2 separate regions of the Homo sapiens genome follow, and region 1 is linked to region 2. The links are chromatin contacts, found by Hi-C or POLR2A ChIA-PET in ENCODE. All regions are on one chromosome and are shown on one strand. The core of a region is the stretch at or near the end of the contact, and the rest is flanking DNA. Distances in the headings are between cores, read along the strand shown.

Evidence for each region. Hi-C counts contacts between places; a loop is a spot of excess contacts on that map. ChIA-PET counts read pairs that join two places held with the same protein, here RNA polymerase II (POLR2A). Pooled maps may share reads with other maps.
Region 1: a loop to region 2 is called in a map of posterior vena cava, with 4 times the contacts of the local background. The contact joins two enhancer-like sites. A Hi-C loop is called at or near these places in 1 of 168 maps with a recorded cell type or tissue (posterior vena cava) and 2 of 50 pooled maps. POLR2A ChIA-PET finds 5 or more read pairs at or near these places in 1 of 52 experiments (activated naive CD4-positive, alpha-beta T cell).

Annotation. Positions count from the first base shown.
Region 1 is chr9:38,309,467-38,313,779 of GRCh38, reverse strand. No RefSeq gene overlaps it. Among named protein-coding and RNA genes, the nearest start is that of ALDH1B1, 81 kb to the left of the region's middle. RefSeq lists an enhancer at 2,307-2,865. Within about 2 kb of position 2,284, at least 4 of the 41 ENCODE cell types and tissues checked have a DNase peak (open chromatin) inside an H3K27ac peak, as active enhancers do.
Region 2 is chr9:38,016,918-38,021,353 of GRCh38, reverse strand. All of the region lies in intron 1 of SHB (SH2 domain containing adaptor protein B), which reads left to right. Among named protein-coding and RNA genes, the nearest start is that of SHB, 50 kb to the left of the region's middle. RefSeq lists enhancers at 2,048-2,342, 3,705-4,436 and a silencer at 3,728-4,022. Within about 2 kb of position 2,238, at least 14 of the 41 ENCODE cell types and tissues checked have a DNase peak (open chromatin) inside an H3K27ac peak, as active enhancers do.

The sequences.
Region 1 (4,313 bases), core at 1,035-3,534, 290 kb before region 2:
GTTCCAGTGCCCAGGTTTGAAAGGAGACATCTCCCTCTTTCTCACGGTTTCCCCACTGTGTAGAGCCAGACAATTCAGCCAGCTGCCGGGGACCTCCAATGAGTCCCTCCACATTTCAGATCCTTTTGTCCTTTGTGCCTGGAAGTCGGTCAGCTCACTCTGACCTTCTGCCTGTCCCTCATCTGTCAGAGCAGCTGTTGGAAAGTGAAGCAGTTGGATCTAGACAACAGGGGAAGAGTTGTTTGCTTTCGTGCTGGGGAACGAAGAAACCCACACAGCTCCTTTTGTGGGTTGTATTAAAATGCATCTGCAGGCGTTATTATTCCTAATTATAAGTAGCTTAATAATGTCTCTGAAGCAGAGGGTATATGGAGATGGCCAGGAGTCTTGAATTCGTATTGTAGCTCAGCTGGAAAAGGGAAGGATGCTTTGGCATAAATACATGGGTGTTCAAATTGATGGCTCAGGGGTCCAGGATTTATAGAGCCAAGCTTTGGGAATGGTTGTGGGTGGCACCCACTTTCACTGTGTCCATGGCTGAGTAACACCCTTGGCCTTTCCACAGGGCGTCTGCTCAGCAACACCTTCCCCGTCCTGGGCATTCAGTTTTGTGAGGCAGTTTTTTATTTTTATTAAAATTTTTTTTTTTTGCAACAGAGTCTCTCTCACTGTTGCAACACTGTCACTCTCTCATGCAGTGGCACAATCTCGGCTCACTGCAGCCTCTGCCTCCCGGGTTCAAGTGATTCTCCTGCCTCAGCCTCCCAAGTAGCTGGCATTACAGGCATGCGCCACCACGCCCAGCTATTTTTTGTATTTTTCATAGAGATGGGGTTTCACCAGGTTGGCAAGGCTGGTCTCAAACTCCTGACCTCCAGTGATCTGCCTGCCTCAGCCTCTCAGAGTGCTGAGATTACAGGTGTGAGCCACTGCACCCGGCCTTGTTAGGCAGTCTAGACAGAGCATAATAAGTGGCACTGTGACAAGCAGAGGGACATTGAACAAAGCCATGCTAAGGGGAGACATCACAAGACCAGCTCGGTGTGTAAATGCAAGCAGGACTCAGTGAGTTTTCTATTTGTGTCCAGGAGGTGAGGGGACCAAATGCCTCAGAGGCTGGCATTTGAGACCCATAACCTCTCCGGTGGCAGATGGGACACTGATGCTTGAGCTGTGACCTTCCTGGGTTCCCACAGCTGGGCAGAGCAAAGTGAGGTAGAAGCCCAGGGTTCGGCCTGGCCCATTCCTCTCCGTTTTCCACCATGGGGCCTCCCAGGGTTTCCTCTTCAAGCCTCAAGGCAGGCCAGGGCTGGAAGTAGCACAGAGCTGATGAAGGGGAGGCAGTGCCATGCTGTCTGCAGAAGTCTAGAACCTTGGGCCATTAAGGAGGTGCTAAGGCATAAAGAGACTCCTTGAGCCAAGAAATAGACCAAGAAGATGCTTGCCATGGGTAGGGGGATGCCACGTATCTAGGGTCAGATGTACATTTGACGTGATTTCTGCAGTTCACCGTTTGGCAAATGCTGACATTAGTGAGGCACACAGGGCCCAACAGAAAACGGAGCCGTGACCTGGGAGGCGGGGAGCTGGGTGTGTGGTGTGGTTCTCTCTCTGCCTCCCAGCCCCTGCTGGTTCAGTGCTGAGCACCTATGATGATGCCAGGTGCTACACAAGTGGCTTTCATCTGCTTCACTCATTCTGTCCTTGTGCTGTGTGCTTCCTGCTCCCTGGTAACCCCAAGACTGACTCAGGATAGAAGCGACAGGGAGGGGACTCCTGGAGAAAGCCCCCAAGGTGCTGTGGGCAGAAGCAGGGTCCTTCTTACTCTCTGAGTGTCCGTGTTGACAGTGCTGAGCAAAGTGCAGTGGGTGGTATGAGGCCAGGCTGCCCTTTGTACACCCACCAATAGCGTCAGCAGGGAAGTCAACATGCTACCGTGAGAGCTGTTGAGACCAGAATGCAAAGATGCACGAGGAATAGAATGAGTGCAGAACTGAGAGACATCACGAGCAGGCAGGAGAGCAGCCCTCTGCCCAGCCCACTCTAGGGGTCCAGCCCTCTGATGGAGCCGCCGGCTGTGACTCTGGCTCTCTCGTGGTGGGCCCTCTCCTGAAGCCGCATCCCACAGACAGCTTGGCCACTCCCTTGCTCCTTTCCCAGGGGTGGTGAGCAGCCCAGAGTCCTGCCCAGCACTGCAAAGGAGGAAGAAACCTCAGCCAATGGAAGCCGAGGGGAGCTGCCAGGAGCTGTCCTGAAGGGAACTGAGCAGAGGCTGCTGGCTGAGCCACTCTGGAGGGGGCTGCTGGAGTCTCCCAGAAGCTAAGGCTGCTCACAGGAGCCAGGGACTCTCATATTTGCCCTGTCGGTGCCATTGAGCAGAAGAGGAAGACAGGGATGTATCAGAGGGCTCCAGAACCTGCCGTGGGAGCCCAGGCTGGCCATGTGAGGAAAGCTTCTGGTGGGCATGAGTCTCATTTTGAAGCTGGTCTCTGGAATCCAAGCTTCTGGAGGGTCCCAGGTGCAGGGTCCCCTGAAAAGCCCCAGGGTCCTGGTAGGAGCCTGGCTGCACCCACCATTCTGTTGTATAATTGGGAGCAATGGAGGCAAAGAGGATGCCATGACTCACCAGGAATCCACAGGGGCAGAGCCGATCAAGGAAATCCCATGGATCCGGAGACACGGAGAAACCTGTGTCTCTATGTGGTGAGCCACGGCGTGGAGGCCTCAGCTAGGCAGGGGCAGCACCCAAGCTGGAGCTGGGAGGGAGGGGACACACTTGAGTGAGTCAGTTCCTTAAAATAGATCTCTCTCCCTCTACACACACACACACACACACACACACACACACACACACGCACACTGACTCTGTTTCTCAGGAGAAGCCTGACTAACACACATAGTGAAGAGGCAACCAAAGGTGGCAGAGTGGAAGCTACTATGGAATTTTGGAACAAGAGATAGCAGACAATGACATGTAAATTCCCCACCTCCACCCCAGATGCAAAAATCCTAAGCAGCACAGCTCTCCCTGGCTCTCTGGGGGATTGGTTCCAGGACCTGCTCACAAATCCCAAAATTCACAGACACTCAAGCCCCTGATATCAAAAGGCGTAGTATTTGCATATAACCTGTACACATCCTCCCCTATACTTTAAATCTTCTCTAGATTATTTTAAAAACCTAATACAATGTAAATGAGATGTAAATAGTTGTTATACGGTATTGTTTAGGGAATTATGACTGTATAAAAAAAAGTCTGTATGTGTTCAGTATAGACACAACCATTCTTTGGATTCAGAGAGATGACTGTATTTAGGAAGAGACTGAATTTCTTATCAAAGCCAGGCTAGGGGTGTATCAAGCAGATTCAACGCAGGGAACACAAATCCCACTGGCTCCTTAGGCAGGAAAGGATTTAACCAGGGCATGGGTGCTTACCCAGTCATTGGGAGGGTTAAAGGACTTGGCTCCAGGAAGAACTCTCAGGACTGCACAAAACTGACCACTGGGGTTGCTAATGCCTCTGAGAACCCACTGGGGCTCTGCTTGAATACAAAAGCTAAAACTTCCACTGTTGCAGCTGCTGCTGCAAAAGGCTCTGGGTACCAGCAAGCTGGAAAATGGACAGGGAACCCTGCTGCAGGGAAACTGTGTTTCTGTGGCCTTGCTTGCTGGAAGAACAGCAAGCAGGGGTCAGGAAAGTGGGGCTTCTGCACTTCTGATTTGCAAAACTCATACGAGTGTACCCAATGGATGGTACTTACTTCCCATCCATGATTCTCACCACAGGGCATCTGGGAAATGTCATCTTAAGCTGCCCAGCCTCTCCAACCAGAAGGAGGGTGGACTGGAGCAATCCAGTTCACAGGACTGTCCAGGGAACTGGACTCTGAAGACTGTGGGGGCCTATAGGAGTGCATGCAAACAGGAAAGCGAGGCTCACACAGACAACAGCAATCAGCCACAGGGTGAGCAGCCATGCCTCAACCACGCCTGCCTTCCTAGATGCAGGGGATAAAAGAGCACAGCTGCTTGGAGCAAGAAAGGGTTTGTTGCTCTCCATGTGGAAGGTAGAGAGCATTTAGCAGGAGATGGGAATTTCGGTCCAAATGCAGTTGAGATCATATCTTGGCTTTGTTCCCCACAAACGCACAGTTATTTGTATTTCAGCATAAAATTCAAACTCCCAGAACCTGATTAACAAAGGCAGTGCACCACGCATTCCCCCAGAGGCCAGCCAGATGGAAAGCCCAGCGGAATTCCACTTTGAAGTATTCTGTGTTATCTGACTCATTTGCAAAAGAAATGAGCTT
Region 2 (4,436 bases), core at 989-3,488:
ATTTTTATTTTTTGAGACAGAGTTTCGCTCTTACTGCCCAGGCTGGAGTGCAATGGCGCGATCTCGGCTCACCACAACCTCCACCTCCCGGGTTCAAGTGATTCTCCTGCCTCAGCCTCCCAAGTAGCTGGGATTACAGGCATGCACCACCAGGCCCAGCTAATTTTTTTGTGTTTTTAGGAGAGACTGGGTTTCTCCACGTTGGTCGGGCTGGTCTCGAACTGCTGACCTCAGGTAATCCGCCCGCCTCGGCCTCCCAAAATGCTGGGATTACAGATGTGAGCCACTAAGCCCGGACATGCCTCATCATTCTTTTTAGCAGGTTTGAGCAATTTCAGCAGAGATTCCCTTTGCATTTCTGCAGTGGCTCCTCTTCTGAAGTGCCACCAGCCCTTCCTGTAGCCGGGTGATCTTCCTAGAACGAGTTTGCTGAGAGTAAATTGGCCTTGGCCTGAAAGCTGCTGTGGGTTTCAAACAGAAAGCCTTGCCTTGCAAGATCCTCGGGGCTAGGATCCCTGTTGGGCCACCCCCCCACCCCGTCACTTTCAGGGTGGTGACAGGGCAGAAGTCTTTTTTTAAATTTATTTAAATTTTTATTTTCATAGGTTATTGGAGAACAGGTGGTGTTTGGTTACATGACTAAGTTCTTTAGTGGTGATTTGTGAGATTTTGGTAGCCCTCTCCCCCTGCACAGGCCGAATTGCTCAATCTGGAGCCAGCCCACATGATTGCAGAGGGGTTACCATTTCCTCCATGTCTTAGATCCTGGAGATGGCACGTCGGGTCCTCTTTTTCTCCAGTTGACCACCAGGGAAGAAAACAAAAGAGCTGCATGTTAGCACAAACTTCTTGCTTCACTTCAACGAACAGGGCTGAGCAATACCTGGGAAAAGTACAATTCCAGAGTAATATCTGGAGGCTTGTCTCTAGACTGGTGGGGAAGGGTGCTGGCTCTAGCTTATTGTTTCCCAAGCTTTCCTGATAAGGATCACCTGGCTTGCTTGTTAAAATACAGATTATTGGGGCTAGGAATCTGTTTCCTTAACAAGCGTTCCAAGCCATTCCTGTCTTCAGGCAAGTTTGGGAAACATTCTGTCTACTGTACCAAAAATAGCCTGTGGAAGAGGAGTGCTTTTAAGCAAGTTTAGTTTTGCACATAGTACATGAATAGGTTCTCCTTGTTTGAAAATGTTTTAACATTGCAGAGAAGGTCTCTTTTGACTTCCCCTAAGCACCCCATTCCAAGTCCTTCCCTCCTTCCCAAAGAGGGGTCAGTTTGGAGTGTGCATCTCCCAGACCCTTTCTTTAACTTAATAGAGATACAGGTTTCTGTTTTGTTTTTCATTAAGTAGGTATGATGTTGTAGTTATCATTCTACAGCTTGCTTGCTTTCCATTCAGAGCTATGTCATGGAGTGCTGTGCCAGCTCACACAGAGCAACTGCTTTTTTTAAATTTTTTTTTTCAGCCTGCTGCATAATGTTACATCGTATGGAACTAGCACAGTTTATTTAGCGATTCCTCTATTGATGGATGCAGTAGTTTCGGGTGGTTTCTCATGATTACTTCAGGCAGCATCCTTCCCATGGACCCTTATGCACATTTGGGAATAAATACTGAGAAGTAAAATTGCTGGGTCAAACTTGGCGCATTTGGGGATTTTAATGGATTCTGCCCAAAGTTACCCTTGTAAGTGTCTCCACCCAAGTGCATTTCCACTGAAAGCATGTGGAGAGGACCCAATTCTGCTCACAAGTGCAGCTGTCCCACAAAAGCAACTAAAACTCTGACCAGTCCATAGGGAAGTGTGGCCAAGGGGCAACACCCACCTTCCTCTAGTCCTTTCCTTTGGGATGAACAGCTGCAGACTACTTCCTATCACAAAGTGAAGTTTCTAAGATAAAAACACAGGGGCCCCAGCAGTGTGCGTTCCAGAGAGGAGGCATGGAGAGGCCATCCCCAGGCCACTGCTGGTTTGCTAGGTGACTGACAACGCCCTGCAGTGGGCCCTGTGGAAAACAAGGGGAGGTCAGAGCAGGTCTCCAGGAGGACAAACCTGTGGAAGCCCTGTAGGGGCTTTGGGCTGACCTGGGGTCTGTAGTTTTGTCTGAAAGCAAGAAAGGTGCTTGCCTGGGGTTTAGCACTCATCCCAAGAGGCCGAGCAAACAAAAGATGACGTGGCTCACTGACTAAGCAGCCGCACTCTACAGCCTTTTTTTCTGCTACTGCTCAGCTCTGCCTCTGTGGCTGCCAGGTCTCTGCCAATCTGAGACTAAAAGGAAAGCTTCTTGTGGACCCAGGTGGCCTGGCCTGCAGAGGAGTCCCGGCTGGCTCCCTTTTGGTTGAATTGTTCAATTAGATATACAGGAGTTGTCCACTAACTGGGAAGTTTTAAAGCAAAGCAAAAGCAATCCCGTCAGAAATCCAATCTCACATCTGGAGAAAACTCATTCTCTTTCTTTTAGCTCAAAAAAGCAGCACGCTTCACACAAACCTTCTGCATGGCCATCTGGACTGGCGGTGAGCCCCAGGCAGCTTGGACAGTGGTCACACTGCCCAGTCCTGATGGCTGGGGCCCATGGTACTTCACAGGGCACTCTGGTTGACTGCCTGCTCAACTCTCCTAACACCTGGTTGAATTTTTATTCCCAAAACTAGGACATCATTTTGCAAAAGATCAGACAGTTCAGTGTAGTGTTTGCAAAGTTTCAGGTTGCTCAAACCTCAAATTTCTTTCCCTCCACCAACCTCACTTTGAAGTTCAAAAGCAAATTGATTAAATATACATTTTAGGAACTTTCCAATTTGCTTCTTAAACTAACAGAATTCTAGACTTTTTTTTTTTTTTCAATGGAAGGATTTTCAACTGTCAGCAGGTATAACTGGAACCATATGTCAGCAGAGACCAGGGGCTTTTCCTGGTTTTAGGATTTGTACATTCTTACTGAAACGGAAGTAAGTGGAGCAGGCAGCCGCAGCTCCATGACAGCCTGAGCTCAGATCTCATTTTAATTAGAAAATATAGGTAGCACTTGCTGAATCACAGTCCTTCCAGAACTCCTGTCCCAGGGCAAACAAAGATTTGGTTTATATCCTGCAAACCTCTGTGTTTGCAAATTACAGAGCACTTCTGAGAGCTGGAATGGCGATTTCTAGATTACTATGGAGACTGCAACCCAACTGCCTCTCCCACCCCGCCAGCAAATCCCCCCAAATGATTTTGTTTTCCAGGGGAGACATTTTTTCCCTTCCTTATTGCAAAATAGATGGAGCATGTTCATGTTGAAGAGAGACAGTGAGGAAATCTGGGACAAGAGAAATAAGATTAGATGTCATCCACAGCAGCAACTCATTTTCTCCATTTGGATGTCTGGCCCCTTGAACTCTGAGACACAAAACCCTGCACCTGACCAGCATCTGAACTGTTCCGTTTGACAGCAGTTTATGTGTATAATTTTCTCCCTAATGTATTCTGCAAATGGTAGAGTAGAAATAGCAAATGAAAGACATTGCAAGGCCTAGCTCTCTCCCACCCCTTCTTTCCCTGGCCTGGTGTCATTTGAGCTCAGTGAGTCTCAAGAAAGGCTGCCATTACAATGTCAGCATCTGGAAGCCACCCCTACTGGGTCCCCACTGGGACTCAGAGCCTGAGCCACAGCCACGGAGAAAGTGGTGGAGTAGCGGCAGCGGGAGCCATAGATGCTCCAGTGCTGGGCACTCTGGGCTTCGGTCTTCACTGATGAGCTTCTCTTGTTTGGGGAGCAGTGACCGCTGTGTGCTAAACCTCCCGTTGGCCTCCAGCCACTTGCCAGGGACAGAGCTGCCGCCTGCTGTCCCTTTCCGGGCATCACATTCCTGGCAGCTGGCGGTCACTTGCTCACCCTGCCAGGACGGCTGCCACAAGCTGCCATTTACCAGGCAGACAAAGGGGGATTTTCCCTTCCCCTGAGTTTGCAGGCCCCTCAAATGCCTTACATTCCAGGAGCTGAGAGAACAGGCTCCTGTGGTTTCTAATTAAACCCACAATTTAAATAACAATTCATGTAACCCCAAGGGTTGAGAGGAACGCTAACCTGCCCCCTCCCAAGAGAAGCAGCCGGGTGGCACTGGCTGAGGAGCTGAGGGCTTGGTCTTTGCCAGAAATGTGACCAAAAAGGGCAAGAGGGAAGTCCCAGGACAAGTTTATGATGAAGCGGGGCTAAGCAGGAGGGGCGTGGATTCGGTGGGTTCTGTGCCTCTCCTAAAGGTTAGGAAGTAAAAAGAGGGAGGAACACTTGCCATGTTTAATTGGAGCCTGCAATCGAGAATTTTTACTCTTCTCCAGGGAAAACGTGGAACGGTGGTCTCTGAAGTGTTAGAATCCCAGATACTCAGGTTCTCATGGGAGTGCCCCCCACCCCCAGGTGACTCACTCTTTGTCTGTGAGTTGGAGAATTT